Regions from separate parts of the Homo sapiens genome. Here region 1 is linked to region 2. A link is an interaction called in ENCODE POLR2A ChIA-PET data of the cell type or tissue named here. Cell type or tissue: MCF 10A. All regions are shown on one strand. Links, peaks and the distances in the headings refer to the core of each region. The heading gives the core; the rest is flanking DNA. Region 1 overlaps AIG1 (androgen induced 1). Region 2 overlaps AIG1 (androgen induced 1).

The links. ChIA-PET counts read pairs that join two places held together with the same protein. Peaks named below come from ENCODE experiments on the same cell type or tissue, not always from the same donor. Only the 100,000 strongest peaks of a DNase experiment are listed, where the experiment ranks them.
Region 1: POLR2A ChIA-PET joins it to region 2 with 5 read pairs; 4 of 35 experiments call an interaction of 5 or more read pairs at or near these places.

What each region holds. Positions count from the first base shown.
Region 1 is chr6:143,165,253-143,169,610 of GRCh38, forward strand. The region is part of intron 3 of AIG1 (androgen induced 1); the gene reads left to right. Among named protein-coding and RNA genes, the nearest start is that of AIG1, 110 kb to the left of the region's middle. In MCF 10A, for the core only: no CTCF peak of the experiment used is centred there; no DNase peak of the experiment used is centred there.
Region 2 is chr6:143,322,982-143,327,387 of GRCh38, forward strand. The region is part of intron 4 of AIG1 (androgen induced 1); the gene reads left to right. It also overlaps the pseudogene RPL31P27. Among named protein-coding and RNA genes, the nearest start is that of ADAT2, 130 kb to the right of the region's middle. In MCF 10A, for the core only: no CTCF peak of the experiment used is centred there; DNase peaks (open chromatin) are centred at 2,570 and 3,010.

The sequences.
Region 1 (4,358 bases), core at 1-4,000, 160 kb before region 2:
TAGACCTTCCATAGAATTTGCCTAAAAAGCCATGAAATCTTGGAAGGTTATAATGGGAGATTAAAATTAGAGAATACTGTAATATTTACTGAATATAAATAGAAACTTCTTCCCATGGAATGGAGTCATTATTCAAACGATGTAGTAGATGAATCCACAGATTATTAAGGTTGGTGTGTCAGTGGTGTTAAATAATATAATTAGCCAATTCTGGGATGAATTTAATTTCTGTGCCATTAGAAGGCTTGTCCTCAGAGCCCAAGGATGGATTCCCATCTACACAGCCACCACCAGCCCTCCGCTCCACCTGCGCCTCACATCGTCTGGATTTTGTTTGAAGTAACTATTGCAGCTGGACAGTTTCCCTCAGATGGGCAGCAAGGCTGTGACTTTCTTTCAGAGATCTGCTGCAGGCATTTGGAAGTGTCTTTTGCAATGGAATTGTTTGCCTCGTAGGGTTCTTCCCAAGTTAGGGTGTTCGCCTGTGGCTTTGAGGCCTTTTCCTTCTTCTCAGTCTAATTCTTTCTGGTGCTTTAGCCATGATGTTGCCCTCACTAGTTTCAAATCCAGTGCTTTGGATGGTTTCCACATCATTTTACAACATTTGAGGATATATTTTCTGCAGTGAAATTTTGTTTCATCTTCCCTTTCAGTTTTTGGAATTGAGCACTACTTTGTTATTAACTAAGAAGCATGCATTTTGGTTACAGCAGTTTTTAGAATATGTCCCAGGGTGTTCCTGGTGAAAAGGGCAGCCCATCACAAGAAATTATAGGGGAAGGAAGAGCTGGAAATCATGAGTCTTGAGTACAAAATAACAGTTTCCCTTCTGCCCCCAATTTTGGTATATTTGAAGAAAAGTGGTGTGTCTAACAAACAAACATCACTGTACTGAAGGGTTTTGATCAATTCTTTCTTAAGCCAATTCATCAAAAGTGGCACATCTCAGAGAATTGGATTTTTTTTTAGTTCAATTAGAGCCACACTCTTGAAGGATTAACATGGCACCTCTGGTCTATTTCCAAACATATCAGCTGGGTCTTGTCAGTTCAATTTAGCCATCCACGGGGCCTGGCATGGTTACTATGGCCTTCTCCAACTTTTTCCTTTTCTTGAATGTGAAAAGCATGTCGTAACTCCATGGCTTTGCAATCTCCTGCCCCAAATGCCCTTCTCAGTCTTTCCTGACAAATTCCTGCTAGCTTAGTTCCTATCTTCTTTAAGAAGCCATTCCTAACTCCCCAAGCAAAGTTAGCTATTCCGTTACTTGTGCTTGCACAGCACTTTCATATCTCTATTATGCATGTCTGTATCCCCACAAAAATGTTAAGCTCCTAGTGCAAAACAGCCTTTGAATTCCAAGCACTTCGCCCAGTTGTCTGGCATACAGTAGGATCAATACATATTTATTAAATTGATGAATGAATTCGCTATAGCCAATTTCCATAATTCTTTGCCAGTTACATAGCTACTATTATTTTTTTTGTGCCAGGCACTCTACAGTGATTGTATCATTAAATTTTCACAGTGGCGCTACAAATAAGGAATGATCGCAATTACAAATGAAGAAACTGAATCTCAGAAACCTTATATAATTTGCCCAAATGACGTAGCTCAGGATGGTAGAAGTGGGATTTGAACCCAGGCCTATCTGGCCTCAAATGTGTGGCCACATTTTATCTGAACAAGCAAAACATTAATTGATTCTTGATAAAAACAGTTACATTGTATAGCTTTTATAACAGTAAGTTAACAAAATGTAAGAGGAACATCTTCAGGGTATTTTGAAGCTTAGTTTCAAACTGTTTAGCGTATTTCAGCTGTCTAAGATAAACCAGTCAATAATTAGGTACGTATTTTTAAGAAAAAGACATTATGAAATTCCTGATCTCCAAGAGCTGAGTTGTAAATGGAGATAGGCTTTGTAAATCATCACTTCAAACATTACACCAAAAAACATTGTCATGTGCTCAATCAGGAGCAGGCTCTGGCCAAAAGGCAAGCATATTCTTGTGCAAATAGTATCCTTTGTGATATCTCCAAATATGAGGAAGAGTAATATCACCTAGATAACTCTAATTAGAGTGTCCAAATTGTGAGTATTAAAGGGAGACTCTTGAAGTTGCTGCCTCCAGTTGAATGTGAAATGATGTCAGTTACCTTGTTCTGACATTACGAGAGACTTTGCTGACAACAAATAATTGCATCATGTGCTATAGAATTAAAGTCTCGGCCACTTTGGCTTATTGTTAACAGGCCTGAACTGCACAATATTACCTTCATGCCAGAGAATGAATCACAGCCTTTGTGGATCCTGGTTCTAAATTTTTAATGTTTTGAACAAATGGCTTATGAAGCATGTATCCAGCCATTAGAACTTTGACTTGCCTCTCTTAATTTTACCTTGATTCACTTTGATGTCTTAAAACTCTTACTCCTGGAGACAGATACTACTTAGAAACACAAGGAGGAATTGAATGACACAAATATTTAGGAAAGAGAAAAGATAAATTAGTTAATATGTCAAATCCTCTGAGAGATAATATGAGTTCAATAGATTCTTTCACAATGAATTTTGTGTCCTAATAGTGATAAATGACCAGTTCTTTGGTTTTCCTCATGTTCCAATTGATAGTTCCAGAATTACTGAGAAAAAAGAAGTTGCGCATGGTGGCTGATGTGTATTTTGCAATATTAAACAATTTACATTACTTGAATTCTGTATCTGTGCAACTATAGATACAAAATGGATAAACCATGATGCTGATCCTTTAGACTAGCAATTAAAATATGAACATTAAATGCTGGAATTATGAATAATTTTCATAAAATGTGTAATAAAATGACATTTCAAATAAATGAGCATTTTCTTGTTTAAATAATATTTAAAGTTTTAATAACTATTAATTTGTACTTGCTTTTAATTCTAATTGGTTTTTAATATTTAATTTAAAAATAGCATTTTTAAATATATGGAAATAAGTCCATTCCAAATTTCTTTTTTTTTAATTTTTTAAATTATACTTTAAGTTTTAGGGTATATGTGCACAACGTGCAGGTTTGTTACATATGTATACATGTGCCATGTTGGTGTGCTGCACCCATTAACTCTTCATTTAACATTAGGTATATCTCCTAATGCTATCCCTCTCCCCTCCCCCCACCCCACAACAGGCCCCAGTGTGTGATGTTCTCCTTCCTGTGTCCACGTGTTCTCATCGTTCAATTCCCACCTATGAGTGAGAACATGCGGTGTTTGGTTTTTTGTCCTTGCGATAGTTTGCTGAGAATGATAGTTTCCAGCTTCATCCATATTCCTACAAAGGACATGAACTCAATCCATTCCAAATTTCTTACCAGCCTGGATAACTTGGTGAAACCCTGTCTCTTAAAAAAAAAAATTAGCTGGATGTGGTGGTATGAACATGTAGTCCTAGCTACTCAGGTGGCTGAGGTGGGGGGATTGCTTGAGCCCATGAGATCAAGGCTATAGTGAACCATGATCATGCTACTGCACTCCAGCCTGAGTGACAGGAGTGAGACCCTGTCTCAAGAACAAAAAAATTCTCACATGTATTTTAATGTATGTATTTTATTGAAAATTCAAATTGCATAAATTTTGATTATTTTATTTTCAATTGATCTTTTAGATTATTACTATCAGTAGAGCGAACATTTTGTGAAACTTTCCATTATAATAGCATATTTAGTAATTTTGCTGACATGAAGGCAAGAAAAATATAGTTTTAGAATATTTATATTCATATATTAAATATTTTAATATTTATATTTATGGCTTAAAAATATATATGTTTTACTACTTATCCAATCACATATTTTCTATTTTGTTTTATAAAACTACATGTGACAATGTAGGAGGATAAAACATTTTATTTAGCACTTCATTAGCTTTATTTGTAGCTTTTTAAAAAAATGTATATACTTATTTTAATTTTCAATGGGTAACACATACATATGCATGAAATTTAAATGTTTCCCTGCCTCCTTTGTATACCAGCTACTTAATTCTTTTTTCCTTTACTTGTACCTTTGAAAATTAATTTTAACATACATGTAATTAACATAGTTACAGGGTACAGAGTGATATTTCAAAATATGTATATAATGTGTAATGGCCAAATCAGGGTAATTAGCATATATATTTTCTCAAACATTTATTATTTCTCTATGTTGAGAACATTCAAAATCCTCTCTTCTAGCTTTTTGAAAATAACAGTAAATTATTGTTAACCTATATTCATTCTGTATTGCTATAGAACACTGGAATTTATTCCTCCTATCTAGCTATAATTGTGTCTCTGCTAACCAGCCTCTCCATACTCTCCCCTCCTGGCTAC
Region 2 (4,406 bases), core at 167-4,166:
TGCCAAAAACTACATTATCTGATGACCACGTCTCTAAGGTAGGCTGTATGGTTTATAGCACTTTACCAAAAGGGAAACTGAGGCTCAATGAAGTTAAATAGTATCCAAGGTGAACTAACAAATTTGTGGATGAGCTCAGAGTTGATCCCAAATATACGTAGGCAGGACCAGTTAATCGTTGATCTCATAACTACGTAGGCGGGACCAGTTAAATTTGTGATGCCCAGTGCAAAATAAAAATGCAGAGCCCCTTGTTCAAAAATGATGTAAGACTTTCAAGATGGTGACAGCATATCCTTAAACCAAGTGTGATCCCCTTCTGAGCACAACACCCTGTGTGACTGCACAGGATACAAATGCATAAGCCTGCCCCATGTATAGATACCTCCCAGATTCTGTACATTTGGGCTAGCTCCACTGAAAAAAAATTGGGACAGCTTTGATGAATATTAAACTATGATTATACCTTAAAATATTGTCTTGAAAAATACTGTAAACCCACTGTATATCAAAAATGGACTTCTACAATGATATTTGTACCTGAGTTAGAGATGATTTCAATATTATTTCAGATTGGCTCCTTCTATTTGAAATTGATGCATTAATTTTTTGGCTTTACCATACACTTTACTAAGGAGACCATTTTGAGCCCTGTTTCCATCTAAGCTGATGTCCTTTGTCCTATTCCTGGGACCTACAGGCTGTTCATCAGGAATCTTGGCAGACCCCCACACACACTGTGAGCCCCTCACAGCCACGCAATCCCCACTGCTGCTCACCCCACCTGACACAGAGTGAAGACTCAAGAAACATTCATTGAATAAATGAATGAGTGCATGAACTCTAGGAAACTGCAGCAGAATTTCAGATTTTCAAAAATGGAGCAAGAAGCAGTCTCCATGCAATCAATACTCAGGCAATGGTCCAAGGGACCTTTAGAATGGTTCTAAAATTAGACCATTAGGTCTCAAGAGAGGGCCAGGTCTAAAATCAGCATTTGAGCCAAAAGTCAAACCTGTCCTTGAAAAGTCCTTCAGGAGCTTCAGGTTGGAGGTACCATGAGAGGCTCACAGAAACCTACTGGGTGAGAAGCTGATGCACATCCCATATCTTATCCCACCCTGGGGCACATGCTCATTGCCTGCCAAGCCATGCAGTAAATTCCAGTAGGTTAAATGCACATGTGATGTAACTGTTTCTTAAGAGGTAAGTCAGTGCCTTCTCTGAAGGAAGTGTTTATTACTTTATGTCTGCAGCATTTCTTCCCCCTTCTCAGGGGAAGTTGTAAAATTCTGAACTCTGCGTTTTATAAGACACTTAGTCTTGCGTTAAAACTTCACCCAAAGTGATTTATCTTGCATCTTGCAACATTTCTGTATCTCACACATTTTCTATAATGAGCATGAATTACTTTTATAGTCAGTGGGAAAAAAACTTTACAGGGAGATTTTATACTTAGATCATTTTTTTGTTCTGAGCAAAACATTAAAAGAAAAGCTTTCCAGAGCCCTGTCCCCATCCATCACCATCTAGCCTTCAGAGCAGTACAGGAGCTTGGCATCCAGGCTGAACACTAAACTGCTGAAATGTGTATCTCAGATTCTCCACTTACTTAATCTGTCTAGGCCTCAGTGTCCTTATCTGTAAAATGGTACTAATACAATACCTTCTCCAAAGAGCTGCTCATATAAAGCCTTTAGCACATGTGCATTCAGTGTGGTTAGCTAATTAGCTCTTATTGCATATGAGTCTGTGTCTTCAGTGCTAATAGCCTAGATCTCAAGCAACCTAATTCCTTATCTAAATGTGAATGATAGAGCAAGTTTTTAAATCCTCTTTAAAGTAATCTCAAAAATAGAAAGGTGACATAGCTAGAAGAGTAAAGGATGATATATCGACCTCACTGCGCCCTCAAGGGCTCCAGTGACCACCCCAACTCATGACAGAATAGGATGAAATTTGGCCATGTAGCAAAAAGAGCTACTGAGCTTGACAATGTCATTTTTTCAACTGACTATATATCATTTATACCCAGTCAACATCCAAAGTAGATTCGAATGTTGTACATACCACTTGGAATCTGAAAATGCTTTCCCTTCCACTTTATTGGTGGCAAACCAGTTTTCTAATAATTCTCTATGAAGACCCTGTGCTAATAGATGCTGTCTACCTTTGAACCACTTGTCCCTTGGCTTTACAACATCACACTTTTCTATTTTGCTTCCCTGTTACTAGCCCATCTTTCTTGATCTCCTTTTTAGGCTCATCATCCTTGACCTTATCCCTTAAATCTTAACCTTTTCCAAGGCCCTTTCATGGGCCCACTTCCTTCAGACCCTGTACTCTTCCTGGGTCTCAGTCTGTCCTGATAGTTTCAACCACAATCTTCTTTTGCCAATGAACTTGATACCTGTATTGCCAAATCAGTCCTTTCTTCAAAGTCCAAATCCATAGAACTGACTGCCTTCAGAACATCTCCACTTGGATATTTTACAGGTACCTCAAACTCAACATGTCCAGACTGAACTCATCATCCCTTCAAACAGGCTCCCTTACAGCATTCCCTCTCTCAGGAAATGGCAGCTGTTTCCACCCTGCTAATCAAGCCAGGAATCTGTGATTAATCCTTAACTCATCTCAGTTTCCTCATTGCCTAAATCTAATCAATCACCATGTTGTCTTAACTATATTTGTTAAATCAGTGCCTGTCAAATTTCTTTTACAGGTATACACACATAACTGAAATAGAAGTTTCACAAAATAATTCTTATCATCATTATATGCAAGGCCCTGTAATATTTTCTCCTCTGTTCACTTCTGTTACTGTTTTAAAATGCTAGTAACAGTGAGTTACTGACAAATGTTTAACAACCAGCTAGGTCTTCTGGAGGCAAGGGAGGGAATACCTGATGTGTAACATTTGCCCATATCCTTGGTGTGACTATTCCCACCATGGCTGAATTCAAGCTACTGACCAACCAGCTTGCAAACCACCTAAAGATTTAACAACCAGCTCTCATGACAATCTCCAGCACGCCACACTCATGACTCAACAGTTTGATAGACACTGGTCTAAGTGTTCTTAAATCTTTCAGCTAATTTTCATTGCCAATGCTATTGTTCCTCTCCTAGCCACTACCATTTCTGATACAATTGGTTCAGCTCAATCTGATCTATTTCAGATTTATTTATTTTCAAAGACTTTATATTTGCACACTAGGACGGAGTCTACAATTCTTACCATGGCTTAAAAATCAACCCATGGTTTGGCACCTGCCTGCTCCTTCTGCCCTCTCTTCCTTGATCACAACAAAAGTGTTCTCTTCTTGAACTTCTGGGAGCGTTCTCTTGTTCTCAGTTCTTTAGACATGCCTTTTTTTGGCTAGAAAGTTCTTTCCTCCCATCTTTACTCAATGAATTCTTATCCTTTCTATCACAGTTTAAATGCTACTTTATTCATTCATTCATTCTTCTAGTGTGTGACAGGCATTCTGATAAGTGCTGAGGATCCAAGGAGAGGTAAAAATAAACAGTCCCTCACCCCACCGAACTTACACTGTAGAGGGGGAGAAACATATTATTTAAATAAAGATATTCAAATTTAAGTATGAATAAAAGAGCTTTAAAAATGAATGAGAGCCCTAGTTCTATAAGAACTTATAAAAATCTGTCCTAATCTGATGGATCAGGGGAGACTTTCCCGGAGTAAGTGATAATTGATCAGTTGTACCAGTTGAGCTAATATAGAAAAGATACATATAACCTAATTATTCTAAGTGGTGGCTAACTAACAGTACAGGCAGAAAGAAGAATATGTGAAAACCCACATTGCAGGAGGGAACATGACAAGATCAAGGAACCAAATGAAAGCCAGTGTGACAGGAATGCAAAGAGGAACAGGAGCAAGATATGGGATGGGGCCAAAGAGACCGATAGAAGCCACTCTATGAAGAGCACTCTAGACTTTGTTGAAACTTTGGGTCTCTAACAAAAAATCAGTGGGAGGCCTTTGACATGTTGAAAGCAGGGATATGGTGTGTTCATACTTCTGGTTTGGAAAGATCACTCTGGCAGCAGTGAGGATGACATGGAAGGAGGAAAAAATAGATGTAGAGACAAATTAGAAACTATCACAGTCCTCTAGACAGAAATGCTTCTAACACAAATTAAGATGCTGGTGATGCACATGGGAAAAATCAACATATTAGAGAGATGTAAGGGGTAACCTTGATAAGACAAGCTAATGGATTGGACAATCGCTACACTCTTCCTTTCCAACTTGGGCCTGGCAGAATGGTTCTCACAAAGAAGGATGGCAAGACAAAAAGGGCCACTCTGCCATCAACAAGGTGGTGACCTCGTTGATGATACACCATCAACATTCACAAGCGCGTCCATGGAGTGGG